3 separate regions of the Homo sapiens genome follow, and regions 1 and 2 are each linked to region 3. A link is an interaction called in ENCODE POLR2A ChIA-PET data of the cell type or tissue named here. Cell type or tissue: K562. All regions are shown on one strand.

Evidence for each region. ChIA-PET counts read pairs that join two places held together with the same protein. Peaks named below come from ENCODE experiments on the same cell type or tissue, not always from the same donor. Only the 100,000 strongest peaks of a DNase experiment are listed, where the experiment ranks them.
Region 1: POLR2A ChIA-PET joins it to region 3 with 5 read pairs; 1 of 35 experiments calls an interaction of 5 or more read pairs at or near these places.
Region 2: POLR2A ChIA-PET joins it to region 3 with 5 read pairs; 2 of 35 experiments call an interaction of 5 or more read pairs at or near these places.

The regions. Positions count from the first base shown.
Region 1 is chr7:158,956,013-158,961,012 of GRCh38, forward strand. It overlaps LOC124901794, which reads left to right and starts at 3,606. Exons shown (of 1, transcript XM_047421165.1): 1 at 3,606-4,380. The coding sequence starts at 3,692. The coding sequence ends at 4,246. It also overlaps a transcript of DYNC2I1 not described here. RefSeq lists enhancers at 1,241-1,812, 1,692-1,921. In K562, no CTCF peak of the experiment used is centred here; DNase peaks (open chromatin) are centred at 1,739 and 2,029; H3K4me3 peaks cover 451 bases; H3K27me3 peaks cover 1,125 bases.
Region 2 is chr7:159,215,078-159,220,077 of GRCh38, forward strand. No RefSeq gene overlaps it. Among named protein-coding and RNA genes, the nearest start is that of VIPR2, 73 kb to the left of the region's middle. In K562, no CTCF peak of the experiment used is centred here; no DNase peak of the experiment used is centred here; H3K27me3 peaks cover 2,509 bases.
Region 3 is chr7:159,013,774-159,018,773 of GRCh38, forward strand. LINC00689 (long intergenic non-protein coding RNA 689) reads left to right here. Exons shown (of 5, transcript NR_024394.1): 2 at 2,685-3,873. Among named protein-coding and RNA genes, the nearest start is that of LINC00689, 7.9 kb to the left of the region's middle. RefSeq lists enhancers at 1-568, 1,537-2,066, 1,827-2,455. In K562, no CTCF peak of the experiment used is centred here; DNase peaks (open chromatin) are centred at 1,816 and 2,117; H3K27me3 peaks cover 1,108 bases.

The DNA of each region.
Region 1 (5,000 bases), 58 kb before region 3:
TAGTTGTGCTTGCCCAATTTGGCCTGTCATTGGATTTGTGAAATGGCCTTGAGGCAATGGCTTAAATGATTTTTTAAATCTGTTTTTCTCTCATGTGAGCGTCTAGACCGGGAGGCGGCCAGAAGTGGCCGGCAGCTGTAGAGAGAGTTTTCCTGGGACACAGCCACGTGCCCTTGTCTCCATCTTTCTGTGGCTGCGGCTGTAGGATCCACAAGGCTAAAATCCGCATAATCTGCCCCGTGCAGAATACGTGTCCAGCACGACCCTGAATCAGGGACTGTGTGGGGACCCAGGCCTCCTCCCTTCGTCTGGGAGCAGCTGTCCTCCCTGCACAGAGCTGATGCCACCGTTCCTGGAGGGGCCACCTCTGGAAGGCTGCTGGTCACCACGTCCACAGTTAAAGCGGCAGCGGAGACAGCGTGGTGCTGAGGCTGCCAGGGAGGCTGGGAAGTGGCTCCGTAAGCGCCGGGGCCTGCACCGTAGGAGGAGGGGACCTGTGTCGGGAACCTTCCGGAAGCCAGGACGAGAGTACTCCCATCCTGAGCGAACTGCTTTCTCCTTTTTGCTTAGGCTGTGATGCCACAAAGCAAATGAAGAGGCGAGAAGGCGACAGGGCTTGGAGCCGGAACCTCAGCTTGATGCCCAGATCTGTGGAGCAGCCCTGTCCCCAGGCAAGTCGCCGACTGCTTCAGATCCCAGTGCCCGGTGGGGACTATACGTGCCCTGCTTACCTCCCAGCCTGTGGCGTAAGTGAGACGGTGCGAGTGGAAAAGGCAACACAGATAGGAAGTTTTAGGAAAATGTTAGGCCTGATCCCTGGGGCTGTGGGCAGCTGCCCAGGCTCTTCCTCTGTGTAGCTGTGGGCTGAGCTGTCCCTCTCTGTGGTTCGAGCAAGCGTGGCTGGACCAGGATGGGCACGGGCAGGGCTCCCGTGAGCTGCCGTCCACACTCACCCGGCATCGGGCTCCTTGGCGATGACCAAGTTCTTTGTTGATCTCTGTCCTCTCCAGCCCTGAACTGGGTCCTGAACACCCTGTTGTCTGTTGATCTATTTCGCTGCTGCTGCTGCCGGCCTGGGTCCCACCTTGCTCTCCACGACTTTAATCACATTCAGTGGAGGGTTTTGCCACCTTCTCTAAATCTAAGAAATCAGTGTTGTTGTAAATAGACATCCAAAATGCATGTTCTTCTTCTTTTCCTCAAGTCATCCAGACTCACTGCACGTCATTTTGGAGGGCGCCTTCCTTTCCGGATTCCAACCTCTGCGGCGCTGGCCTCAGGCTCCAGGTCCCGGCTGCTGGGGCTGCTCCTGTGGGGCCGATTCTGGCAGGACTGAGCCCACTGCTGCCCAACCCCTGGGAAGTGTGTTGTGGATAGACTACTTCTTTGTTTGTTTTATTCCTATACATTAGAAATATAGACTTACATTCATTGAAAATTAACCAAAAAACCTACCAGGTAGCTCCTGAACAGAATATGAAAGTGGGTAGCAGCTGGAGGGGCGTGTTTGTGGTCCCCAGCGCGGGCTCTACGCCGGGGGCGCATCCTTCCCACGTGCCACGGGCTATGAGGAACCGGCCCCTCTTCCTCCCTAATCTCAGCGATTCCAGCTGGGCTGCAGCCACACGGAGCTCACCGGAGGCCACCTGGCAAGCCTCTGTGATTATCTGCTGCAGACGCCGAGGCCTGGAGTCCCTGAGCATCGAGCCTCCCCGGGGAGCAAATGCACTCGGCACTCGTGAGGTCCACCGCCAACTCCATAACAGCGCTCCTAGGGAAAGAGCAGCGCCGGGCGTGTCACTTTTTACACAAGGGCTGTTTAGCTACGTGCTGTATCAGACACAGGGGACCCCTCCCTGCCTGGGGGCTTTAAATGCCACGCGCTGAGGCCAGCCCTTCCTGACGTGTCAGCCACTGCCCCCCAGTGTCTGTGGGACCCTGAGGGCCCCTCGGCCTTCCGCTCCGGGGAGCACCTGAAGTGCCTCAATTTACTCACTATCTGCCCGTCAGCCACAGCCACACCCTAGGTCGTGGAGAGGGTGTGGTCTGCACCTGCCCGTCAGCCACAGACACGCCCCAGGTCGTGGAGAGGGTGAGGTCTGCACCTGCCCGTCAGCCACAGACACGCCCCAGGTCGTGGAGAGGGTGTGGTCTGCACCTGCCCGTCAGCCACAGCCTCGTCCCTACTTGATTTTCGTTGGTGTTGCTTATGAGGTGCACCTTGATTCCAGAAATGTCAAAGCAGCAAAGCCGTGGTTGAAAAGCAGGCAGAAGCCTGTGCCGCGTGGGAGGCTCTGCAGCGCCCGCCCCACACCTGGCGTTCCAGCCACCTACCGACCAGAGATCTGAAGCGTGCGCGTTCTCTCTTCCTCACCGTGGCCGGGGTCCTGTTCTGTGCGCGGATCAGCTGCTGGTGTCTGCGGGAACACCGGCCCCCGGGCCACTGCGGAGCAGAACGGATGCTCGTCCTGGCATCTCCCCGTTTTTGTCTCTTGCCGACTTGTTCGGTATCTTGGCTTCACACACTAGAAAGCTCACAATAGTTCAGGGGTGGGGTTTAAATACATCTAAATCCCACCTCCCCGCAAACTACACATTAGTTAAATAGAATGAGTTTCTAGTTTTCAGCCAGAAAGGCTACCTTTGCCTCTTGAATAAACGTTTACAGACAAAACTCCTCCTATAACACTTGCTCAGAATTTAATTTTGCCACAACAGGAAAATTCAGTCCTGCCGTCTGGGCACGTCCTGCCGAATCGTGCGGGGAGGTGCAGCCGTGACACTGCAGCCTCCTTGCCCTCCAGGAGAGCAACCCCCTAGACGAAGTGAGGCGGGGACACGCCGGGGAGCACAGGCTGCTGAGCCAGAGCCTGAGCACAGTCGGAGCCGAGAGCATCAGGTGGGCTTAAGGTTTCTTCTGACTCAAAGCCTGTAATTTACAACTGCCCACACCAGGCACAACAGAAACTTCTGGTCAACCCAGGAGAAGCCAGTGCAATGCTGGCGTGTATGGTACTCCCCAGCATGTGTGGGAAACGTAGCGAGGATGAATTAAACCCTTTCCTCTGTGGCCGACTCCACCAGGCTCCTCCGCAGGAGACAGTGCCTTGTGCTGCAGCACAACCCATTCCAGGGGGAGGGGCCCAAAGCTCCATGCCCACAGGGCCCAACGTCAGCCCAAGCAGAAGTTTGCTGGGAGAGCCCCTCCTGCTCCTGCAATAGCCATGTGGCTGCCTCGTGCTGTTTTTGTTTGTTTTGAGGCAAGGTCTTGCTCTATTGCCCAGGCTGGAGTGCAGTAGTATGATCATGTTTCACTGCAGCATCAACCTCCTGGGCTCAAGCCATCCTCCTGCCCCAGCCTCCAGAGTAGCTGGGACTACAGATGCCAGCCACCATGTTTGCTAATTTTTACTTTTTTTTTTTTTTTTTGTAGAGACAGGGTCTTGCTATGCTGTCCAGGCTGGTCTAGACCTTCTGGCCTCAAGCAATCCTCTGGCCTCAGCCTCCCAAGGCACAGCCACCTTGTTCTCTTAGGAGCCTTGAAGGCCTGGGTCTTGACATTGGCCCTCAGAGGTGGCTGTTATCTTCCCTGCTTTACAAAGAAGGGATTCAGCTGATCAGGAGCAAGATCAGCCAGTGTGCCTCTTTCAAAAAGCCCAGCCTACCTCTCTGATGTAAAATAAGTACAAAAATGACGGTGCAATTTATGCAAATGCTGTTTGCAGAAGGGTTCCGTTCGAGCGCTGTGTTTGCAGAAGGGTTCCGTTCGAGCGCTGTGTTTGCAGAAGGGTTCCGTTCGAGCCCTGTGTTTGCAGAAGGGTTCCGTTCGAGCCCTGTGTTTGCAGAAGGGTTCCATTCGAGCGCTGTGTTTGCAGAAGGGTTCCGTTGGAGCGCTGTGTTTGCAGAAGGGTTCCGTTGGAGCCCTGTGTTTGCAGAAGGGTTCCGTTCGAGCCCTGTGTTTGCAGAAGGGTTCCGTTCGAGCCCTGTGTTTGCAGAAGGGTTCCGTTCGAGCGCTGTGTTTGCAGAAGGGTCCTGTTCAAGTGCTGGGAGCACAGTGCTTTCTTCCAGGGCCACCCTGTGCCAGGGGCCCTGGGCTCGTCACCTCCCTGGGATGCTCCTTCAGCAGCAAGAGCACTGGCTGGGCCCCTCTGAACGCTCCTGTGAGGACGTTCCTTGGGGAATCACTTGGAAGTGCTTTCAGCTCAGCCTCCATAGCCCTGCGGACCTCAGTGAAGCGCAGGCATAAGTGGTGAGATGCCAACTGCAGACCTGACGTTTGGGGGCAATTTACAAACACCTTGGAAAGGCGCCCTAGGAGAAAAGTAAAACTCAGATAAAGGAGGGGGAAAATAAAAATAAAGGGCCAAAATCTGACAAGTAGCTGTGTTTAAAAACCTCATTCACCATCACAGCAGGCAGAGTAATTTGTATTTACTTTGCTTTCAATTTATAGGCCAAGTAGCTAGCATTGAATTGATTGTGGTTTCATTTCAGTGGATTCTCTATTAAGGCCTCTTGATGATGATGGTCCTTAAGGGTTAACACTATTGAAGTGTGGGAAGTAGGTGGCGAGGACTGAAAGACCTGTCATTTTCCACCATTTTTGTAGCCACAATGGAGTCGAATGGTTGGTTTCTCTATTTACTGCATAAGCTTTTCTAGTTAACCAACACCCCTTTTCAACTCTTTTGCAATAAATTATCCACAAAATGGATTTTCCCCCTGCAGAATTTACAGAGCCCCTGGTCTATGATTTGTGGGTTCCCACAGGGCTAGAAGGGGAATTCCCAAAGCTCCGAGGAAAGATTCTTGCTCAAAAGGTGCTCAGGGAGGAGGAATCTCTAAGAGCATTGGGTCTATTAATAATTATTTGTAAAAACCGATTTTCCTCATTATCCTTCTTAGGATTTTGAATCTGTCTGTGTCAATAACATGCTCACTCTCAATGAGAAGCTGGACTCATTTTTTGTGTGTGGTGTCTTAAAAAGTTCTTTTATTTT
Region 2 (5,000 bases), 200 kb after region 3:
CAAGACCCCAACTGAGACCAATGGTTTTAAATCTTTGAAAAGTTTCATGGTCCGTGCCTCTTCTTTTTGGAATTTCTCTGCCAGGCATCCAATGTTCCCAGTGGTTCACACCACCTGGAAACCTGAAAACTGTTCTGGAGGGACACGGCCTGCTGACCTGTGAGCCGTGAGGCAGCCACACGCCCAACACCCACTGCTGGAAATGGGAAAAGCAGAGGGACTCAGGGGCCCTCTGTGGGAGACCATGCCTCAGAGCAGTGGGTGTCACAGCTGCCTCAGCTACTGACATTATGGAACAAAAGTTTCTGTCTATGATTCTACCTTAAGGGCAAAAATAATCTCCTGGCAAGTCCTCAAAAAGGTACATTTCCCTGGAATACCTCAGACTCTGGTTACAGAATAATCTTGACAATTGGAGAAACGCCACGTTCCATCATTTCAAATCTTGGCTTTCCCTTCTTATGCCCCATCTACAGCCCCAACAAGACTGACGATTTGTTCCTCAGAAGCAGAGGTTCTCAACTGATTAAAACGCATATGTGGCAACGTTGCTCTCACTAATCTGGGTTAGTGCCTGTGCTCTGAAGTGGCTTTATTTCTGCTCCTTCTTCTCTCTGTTGCTGGTATTTCACATCCAGAAAATTACACTTGATAATACCTTTCATCTTTAAATTCCAATGTGGATGAACTTTAGGGTGACTTTCATCATATTCCTAGGTGGAGAATAAAGGGAATCCACAGTGAAACCACCAGGATGACAAGGATATTCACTGCACGTTACTTCTGAGGCAATTGTCCGCTCTCTGAAGCCGCCAAAGTCCTGCAGGAAAAATAATTCAAATGATTGTTCTTTACAGTATCCTAAGGCCAACTGTTTTTAGTTGTCATGTTTTCCCCAAGTCAGTTCTTTGTTTTATAAATAAACATGCAGTTAGGCAGCCGTTTTGGAAGATGACTTCTCAAATAAAGTTATTAAAACATTCTACCAGGAGGTTTCCTGCAAGATGCCCTGGGAGCCAGTTGTGGTGAGCATGCGGGATGGGGCATCTCTGTCTGTAGCTGCCACGTGGCTCCCGACTCTGCCCTGTAGCTCTTTCCTATAAGGAAGAGCAGCTGGCAACCTGGTTACATTTTGGAACTGAAGATAGCGGCTCAAGGACTTAGTCATACCTCCCAAATATAATCAGTCTGAATCAATCTCCAAGACTATAAAATATGCTTCACTAAGTGGCCAATTCTATTATTGAATTGAAAGCTCACCAACTTTAGGCTGCCAGCTATTCAGGTTTAAGATACAGAATACTAACATAAATACAAATTCACACATTCAAAGAACCTACCAGATAAGCATAAGAAAATGTGAAAGCCTACTAACAGGGTGAAGGCTTCCTGGATCAAATGGACTTGGGTCTTGATAAGACTAGATGTCATTTGAATAAAGAAGCTTCCATTTTGGGGATGCCTATAGATTGCTGGCTTCTGCATGGTTGGCAGAGGGGCTGGAGCTGGATGCACTACAGAGGATTGCATTTCCGTTATCAAGAGATGCAGTGCCCATTATCAGTATATTATTGAGATGCAGTGCCCATTATCAGTATATTATCAAGAGATGCAGTGCCCGTTATCAGTATATTATCAAGAGGTGCAGTGCCCGTTATCAGTATATTATCAAGAGATGCAGTGCCCGTTATCAGTATATTATCAAGAGGTGCAGTGCCCCTTATCAGTATATTATCAAGAGGTGCAGTGCCCCTTATCAGTATATTGCCTTTATGCTCCAAGTTCACTTTTCTTGGCTTTGTTTTGCGATGCTGAAGTGGGACAGTGTAAACGTCTGTTTTGCCAGCTGGTGACGTGAGGATTTGTCAATATGGTGCTAGAGGGACTGCAGGCACCATAGCAAGAGGAAGGGGCTTCACATCTGACGTTCTTTCAGTGTGGCTTCCAGTGGGTGGCTGGGCAGAGGCATGGCTGTGCTCGCTTCTGACTCGCCATGGTCTGTGCCCCCAGCAAGTGTCCTCACTGCCTGGAGAAGCCACACCCTCCCGGAGGGATCTGTATCTCAGCCTTGTGGTGGGAGGTTCTGTTAAGCTAATAGTTTCTGCCTTTTTCATTCCCCTTCAGGCTTTCTATATTTGCTACTTGTATACCAATTTAGTAGTCCCTAACTACTAGACATTTTAGTAGTTACGCACCTTTTACTAGGTAAGTGCTCTTTGTTTTAAAATGTCCACCTGCAGATTAAACAGCATGGTGGAGTAAGGACCTCAAAAATACGTTCTTCCACGAAGGCAGTATGAATACTGGAAAAATTGTAAGAATAAACCTTTTCAAGACTCTAGAAATTAACCACTCTTGCAACAACCCAAAGAAATTGTATTCAAGAAAAATGCTGAATCTTCCTAAGAGCTTTGTGGCATTTTAACTTTTCCTACTGCAACACTCTTCCATCAGCTCTGCAGTAGCCTTGAAAACTGGCAGCCACACAATCATGATTGCTGTGGAAATTAGCAGCCTCCCAGCCACTAGAAGGGGTAGCATCGGTCTGAGCTCCCCAGCTCCTGTCCTCAGGTACTCTGGGATTGGACATGGGATATGTAAACTAAAAAGTGTCTGAGGCAGATGTCAGTAGTTTTGAAGGTTTATTTTGCCAAAGTTGGGGAAATGCCTGGAAAACAAGTTACAGTAGGATCTGTGGCCTGTGCTTTTTCCAAAGAGAGTTTTGAGGACTTCAGTATTTATGGGTGAAAGAGTGGTTGGGAGGGAAAGGAATTAAGAAGAAAAGAGCAGGAGTTAGGTTGTGAGGCAAGCAGTTGCATTCTTGTGAGGCCCTGATTAGTGCCTGCTGAATCCACATTTGACACGTGGAAAGAGAGGAGTGGGGAAAAAGTCAACTATGCATTCATCTCATGGTCCATAGGTCTACATTTTGCATAAGATGAAGTAAGTATAGTGTAAGGAAGAGGTCAAATATGCATTTACCTCAGGGTGGGTGGAGGAATAATTTCTAGTCTTGTCTTTGTCCCACACCTGTGAGACAAGCTGTTAATTTACATTGTCAGGGTGAGATTCAACACAACTCTGTTTTACGGTTCATTTATAGGGGGAATATATATTATCAAAGATTTGAGGGCCTACAAGGAATTTCCTTGTGAGCAATTTGTGATGGAGGCCACCTGGGGAGCTATGCAGCCTTCGATGTTGCAGCCATCTGTTTGAGAACAAAAGGAAAGCAGTTTCCTTTTTTACATGACTCAGTACCCATGCTCAATGTTCCCTTTGGCATAGTGAGTTTGGGGTCCCAAGATTTTACTTTCCTTTCACAGACATGTCTGGAAGTTCCCTGGAAACCTCCACTCAAGGGCTTGTCTTTACTTGACCTGACTCAGAGCTTAGTCAGTGTGGACAGCTTTTCCCCTGTGGCATTTATTGAAAAAAAAAAAATCAGTGACAGACAGATGCCTGAGGCAACACTAGCATTAGGAGCAAAGGAACAAAAAGGCTGACAAGAAAAAAAAGGACAATCTGAGGACTGAAGACTGAGATGCCCAGAAGGGGCTTTGAAAAGTTCCAAGCTAATCCCCAGAATAGAGTCCTGTACAGGTGCAGGGTTGCACAGGCCTACGAGAGTGCTGCAGGGGTCCAAGTCTTTTACCTCGTGATTGCCTCAGGCAGGAAGCGATGCAGAAGACAGGGATGTAAACAGCCTGACAGGTGGGTAAGGAAATATCACCCCCACCGAACAGAGCCCCACGGCAGCGGCGGGAAGACTCAACACATTTAAGGATATCTATGTTCAGTGATTAGCTGACCTCCAAACCAACTGAGACTCCAGTGGCCACTTAACAACAGAGATCACAGTCTCCACAGAATTAGCCCAGGAAGTCACAAAACAAATAGCAAACAGACAGAACAGCCTCTGTGAAGAAGGGAGTGTTCTGATTTCCAGAGTTGCTACATTATATTATTTAAAATGCTTAGTTTTCAACAAAACTTAAGAGACTTCCAAATAAAAAGAAAATTTGGCCCAAAGCAGGAAAACACAGTCAATGGAAACTTTCTCTGAGGAAAGAAATATTGGATTTAGTGGAGAAAGGCATTAAATCAGCTATTATAAATATGCCCAAGAACTAAGGTAAACCAGGTGTGAAGAACTAAAGAAAAGTACATGAATTATGTCTCATCAAATAGAGAATATTAATAAACACATAGAAATTGTAAAATAGAGCCAAAGAAAACTTTTGAAATTGAAAAATAGAATGATAGAAATAAAAAATTCAGTATATTAGCTGTTGACCTGAAGGAAGAAGCTGAAGCAAAATTAATATAGAGAGTTAACTTGGGCCACGTTTGAGGACAGCTGCCTGGGACACACTTCCAAGTTGCCTTGGGGAGTACTTCATTCAGTCTTTGTTACAAGCAGATTTTTAAAGACAAAAAGGGGGACAAGTGGTGGGCTGATACAGTTTTTGTCAGGAATTCTTATTGGTTTACAGAAATAACATTGATTAGTGATTGGCTATACATTGTTGAGCTATAGGATGTGGGTTATGGTGTCTGGCATGTGGCATAGTTAGGTTAATTTATATTTATATGTGGCAATACAAGCAGTTTAAAGAGACGATTACATAGCTCAAGGGTTGGGGGAAGTAGGACGTGACTGCTGTCTCATTTTAATGCCTCTTCAGGCCTAGTAGTTTAAGAGGGCTCCCATTCCTCAGATAAAAGGCATATTTCTACACATATACACACATATAAATATATACACACACATATATACACATACTTTCCACACACACATTCTCATTTTCCCTCTTTGATCAAAAACCTTTCTTCTTGAAAGCATCGATGATCAAAGTCTGAGTGTCAAGATGTCCTTGTTTATGGGAAGACTTATTCCCAAATAGCCTTGTCAACATTGAGAAGAAAGAGAATACATCTCGGTGAGGGATTTTAAGAGCACCCAAAAGCCAAATTGGGATGGCATCACAGAGTGGCCA
Region 3 (5,000 bases):
AGATGAGGTCTCCAGGCTCCCCTGGGCCATTAAATCATCTCGGCCTTGTCCCTCTTTTGGGTCTGCACAAGTCATGGGCATGGCAGGGCCCTTGGCTGGTGTCCAGGGCACTGGCCTCAGTGGGCAAACCTGGTGTGGGGGGAGGCGGACATGCAGTGGCCATAGGAGATGTTCTGTTCAGGCCCTGCCCAGGCACTGCAGACCTCGGACCTGTCCTGGGCCCTGGCACCACACACCCTCCTGCTCAGCACGGCCAGCTGCCTCCCCATGCCCTGCTCAGATGAATGCATGGGACTCCTTGGGAGACCGAGGTCAGAGTCACATCATATGTGGGAAGTATCTTGGGAAGGAGGAGCTGTGGAGGTGAGCAGCTGGGCCCTTCTGTGGCCCTGCAAGGCTGTAGAGGCCAGAGGGCATGGGCAGGTGCTGGCTTCGCCCGTGTGGGAGGCAGCCTTGGGGACGGGACTTCTCCCTGGCCTGTGTCCCCGGCGCCCCCTCCCATGCCAGCCATGACAGCCTCCATGCTTTCTCCCAGCCAAATCCTCCTAATGCTGGGCTCTGGAACGGCTGATCTGGTGGATTTTCAGGTGTTTATAATTTGTGAGTTATTGTGACCGTTTCTGGGGGTGAGGGCAGCTCCTTGCTAGTAAGCTGTCCTTTGTGGTCACGCCAACCTCAGGGAACCCTCCAAGGACGCTGTGTTCCTCAGGACACCCACAGTGAAGTGATGTCATGTGTGGACACAAAGGCGGCTGTGGGCCTGGAGAGCCCCTGTCGCACTTCTGCCGGGAGCTTTGCGCTTGGGGGTTTGTGTGAACGGAGGCTCGGGGTCAGAACTGATCATTTCTACACATCTATAAATCCATGAATGCCCCCACACTCTAGAACATAATTGACCGGGGCCAGGGTGGATCCAGAGATGAGACAGGTCTGGCCACCCAAACTGGGCCAGCTCCCTGTACGTGGGCTGTGGGAGGGTGAGCTGATTGAGTGTGGCCCAGAGTTGACAGCCTTGTCCCTCTCGTGTGCTCAGAGGGCTTCAGGCACCTGGAAAAAAGTGCACATGCCGTGCCATGCCTGCGGTGGGCCTGGCAGGCCCTTGGTGCACACGCTGTGCCACGACTGTGGTGGGCACGGCAGACTCTTGGCGGGGTCTGGGGTTTCCGCCAGATGCTGCTTCTTATTCTCAGGGGATGAGATAATTCTAGACAAGAGACTCTCCAGCTCTAAACAGAAATGTTTTCAACAGAGAGTCCTTTAAAAAAAAATCCTTTTGAAATATTGTTGATAAAAGCTGGCCATTCCTATTTTGAGACTTTACTGGCCAAAATGAAACAACAGGCAACCCTTTCAGACTTTTTATGTCTGTGAGACTCAGAAATCTGGCCACTAGTTGGCTGGCACTTCCTGGCAGGGGGCTGCTATGAAAGGGTCCCCAGCTCTGACCCAAGTATGAGCTGGGCCTGAGCAGGGCCTTCTTAAACGCTTTGTGCCTCGGTGACCAGCCATGCTCACGTGCGCATACACAGAATAGGTAGTATACACGGTCTGCAATGTCACTTTGCTTATTTTAGAGGAAGGAGATGACTGTTAGACCTTGTTTTCTATAGGAACAGGCAAAGGGGAGTTGACTGCGATGTTTAAATAGCACAGGTGGCCTGTGAGCCTCTGCACACCAGCCTTTCTGACTAGAAGCCCAGGGAGATGAGCTGACAGTGCTGTTCACAGGCGTTCCTGGGGAGAGTGCCAGGCCCAAGGGCAGTAGCTGGTGGGGGCAGAGCGGGGAACCTGGGCTCTGACGCAGGCACAGGCAGGGGTGTGGTCTTTAAAGAGCCCACAGGCTGCAGAAGGGGCCTCCTTGGTGATGAAACTTGACCTCCTGTGGAGGGAGGGCAGCCCTGGAATTTCTCTGACCTTTCTTTAGGCACCAAAGACTGTAAACAGTCTCTGCCCCGGGGCCTGACATGACCAGTCTCTGACCTCAGGGTTTATTTTATTAAAAATAATTCTTGAAAACTCTCCATTTCAACCGTTGCCCGAGCCACGTGTTGAGGATGACGGCATCGCGTTCTTTCTGCCCAGGGTGCGGAGGAGGGGCCGCCCCCGGGCGGTGGGAAGGGGGGCTGTCCCCAGACACCTCAAGGCCTGCGGAGTGTGGACGTTAAAGTTCACAGTCCCTCCAAGGATCAAGGGTTCATTTTGAGAGGGAGCAGGGACTCCCTTGTTAGAGGCCTGCAGTCCTCCAGCCCCCTGCAAAGAGTTCCTTCAAGGGGAAGCCAGCTCGCCTGTAAATGAACAACCTGATAAGCAAGAAGGTTACGGGCAGCCCAAGTCAGCAGCCAGGGGAGTGAGTCCAGAGATTTTTGTTTCTCTGTAGACTCTAAAGATCCCATCTTCACACATGTCCCCGAGCTGCCTTTCAGAAGCCCAGACCCCACTGCGGACCCCCACGAAGAGACCTTAGATGGGGGGAACGGGAGGCTGACCTCTGATCACTGTTCTTTGGGTCTAAATTTCTTCTTGAGGGGCTTGGAGGGAGCCACACCCCTGAGTCGGTTAACAATTTCTCTGCCGACCCCAATTTTTAAACAAAGCTGCTCTTCCTTAACCAACTACAAATCAGGAAATCCTTGAATCCTCTGATGACCCCTAAGTCCTCACTTCGAGATCTCCCACCCTTTTAGGTCAAAACCCACGTGTACGCCCAACGTCCTGATTGACGACTTTGCCTGCAGCTTCTGCTTTCCTGAAATTCGCTGCTGCCTTTAGAACCCTTGTCTGCAGCCAGTGGGGAGTTCAGGACTTAGGCGGAGCTGCCCCACCCTCCTGCTTGGCACCCTGCAAATACATGCCCTCCCTTCCATCGCTGCAGACCTCAGAGTGGGCGTCCGGTCTCCTGTGCGGGATGAGAATACACACCCTCCCTTCCATCGCTGCAGACCTTAGAGTGGATGTCCGGTCTCCTGTATGGGATGAGAATACACGCCTTCCCTTCCATCGCTGCAGAGTGGACGTCTGGTCTCCTGTGTGGGATAATACACGCCCTCCTTTCAATCGCTGCAGACCTCAGAGTGGACGTCCGGTCTCCTGTGTGGGATAATACACGCCCTCCTTTCAATCGCTGCGGACCTCAGAGTGGATGTCCGGTCTCCTGTATGGGATGAGATACACTCCTTCCCTTCCACTGCTGCAGACCTCAGAGTGGACGTCCGGTCTCCTGTGTGGGATGAGATACACTCCTTCCCTTCCACTGCTGCAGACCTCAGAGTGGACGTCCGGTCTCCTTTGTGGGATGAGAATACACTCCTTCCCTTCCATCACTGCAGACCTCAGAGTGGACGTCCGGTCTCCTGTGCGGGACAAGAATACACTCCTTCCCTTCCATCACTGCAGACCTCAGAGTGGACGTCCAGTCTCCTGTGCGGGATGAGATACACTCCTTCCCTTCCATCGCTGCAGACCTCAGAGTGGACGTCCAGTCTCTCTGTGCGGGCCAAGTGTACACAGTTTTGTTCCGTCACAACTTCCACGACAGGCCAGTGTGAGGTTTTTGAGCTGGTGCTGACTGAAAACTGTCAGCTGCCCAAGGACCTGGGAGCTCTGCTCCCCACTCCTGGTGTGCGGTCTTGCGCCTGGCCTCCCTGCCTAGGTTACATGCAGTGGTCATCCCGGTCGCTCCCACACCCGTGTGGGCTCTGGGATCCCCTCTTCCAGCCAGCCCAGGGGACATCTGGCTGTCTCAGGACCCAGCCATCTGTAAAAATTAGGCAGGTCCCTTCAGTATGCTCCTGGTCAACAAAGAAAAACTTCAATTTTGAGAATGGCATCTGTATTCCGAAGTGTTCTCTCAGATGTTTGAGTTCCACTAAGTAGGTAGGAAGTGGCAGTGTTGCTGTTTAATGGATTGGTAATTTTTGAATATTTCTTAAACATTTTTATTTGTGTTTTTTTGGATTGAAATTTATGTAATTTGTTACTATCTGTTAGACTCTTGGTGTTTCTCTTACTGACTCAACCATAAGAATACTAACTCCTTTTCGTATTTCTTGCATATATTTTTCCATATTACTGTTTCCCTTTTGATTTAGCTTGTGGTTTCTGACATGGTTTCTCAGTCTCACTCTCCTCCACATTCTGTCTACTCTCAACCCCTCACCCATCATGTCTCGGCTTCTGTCCCCTTTATGCTTCAATCTCATCCCCTCCACTGTGTCTGTGTCATCACTACAGTGTGTCTCAGCCTTAGCTCCCCCACTGTGTCTGTCCCAACTCCCCATTTTATCTCAGTCTCACCCCACATTGTGTCTCAGTCTCACCCCCCGTTGTGTCTCAGTCTCACCCCCCATTGTGTGTGAGTCTCATCCCCCATTGTGTCTCAGTCTCACCCCCCATTGTGTCTCAGTCTCACCCCCCATTGTGTCTCAGTCTCACCCCCCATTGTGTCTCAGTCTCACCCCCCCCATTGTGTCTCTGTCTTACCCCTCATTGTGTCTGTCTCATCCCCCCCCACTGTGTCTCAGTCTCACCCCCCACATTGTGTCTGTCTCATCCCCCACATTGTTTCTCAGTCTCACCTCCCCATTGTGTCTGTCTCACCCCCCACATTGTGTCTGTCTCATCCCCCCATTGTGTCTCAGTCTCACCCCCTCATTGTGTCTCTGTCTCACCCACCGCATTGTGTCTCAGTCTCACCCCCCATTATGTCTGTCTCAACTCCCCATTGTGTCTCAGTCTCACCCCCCATTGTGTCTGTCCCAACTCCCCATTGTGTCTCAGTCTCACCCCCCATTGTGTCTGTCCCAACTCCCCATTGTGTCTCAGTCTCACCCCCCATTGTGTCTGTCCCAACTCCCCATTGTGTCTCAGTCTCACCCCCCATTGTGTCTGTCCCAACTCCCCATTATGTCTCAGTCTCACCCCTCATTGTGTCTCTGTCTCACCTCCCCGCATTGTGTCTCTGTCTCACCCCCCATTGTGTCTGTCTCAACTCCCCATTGTGT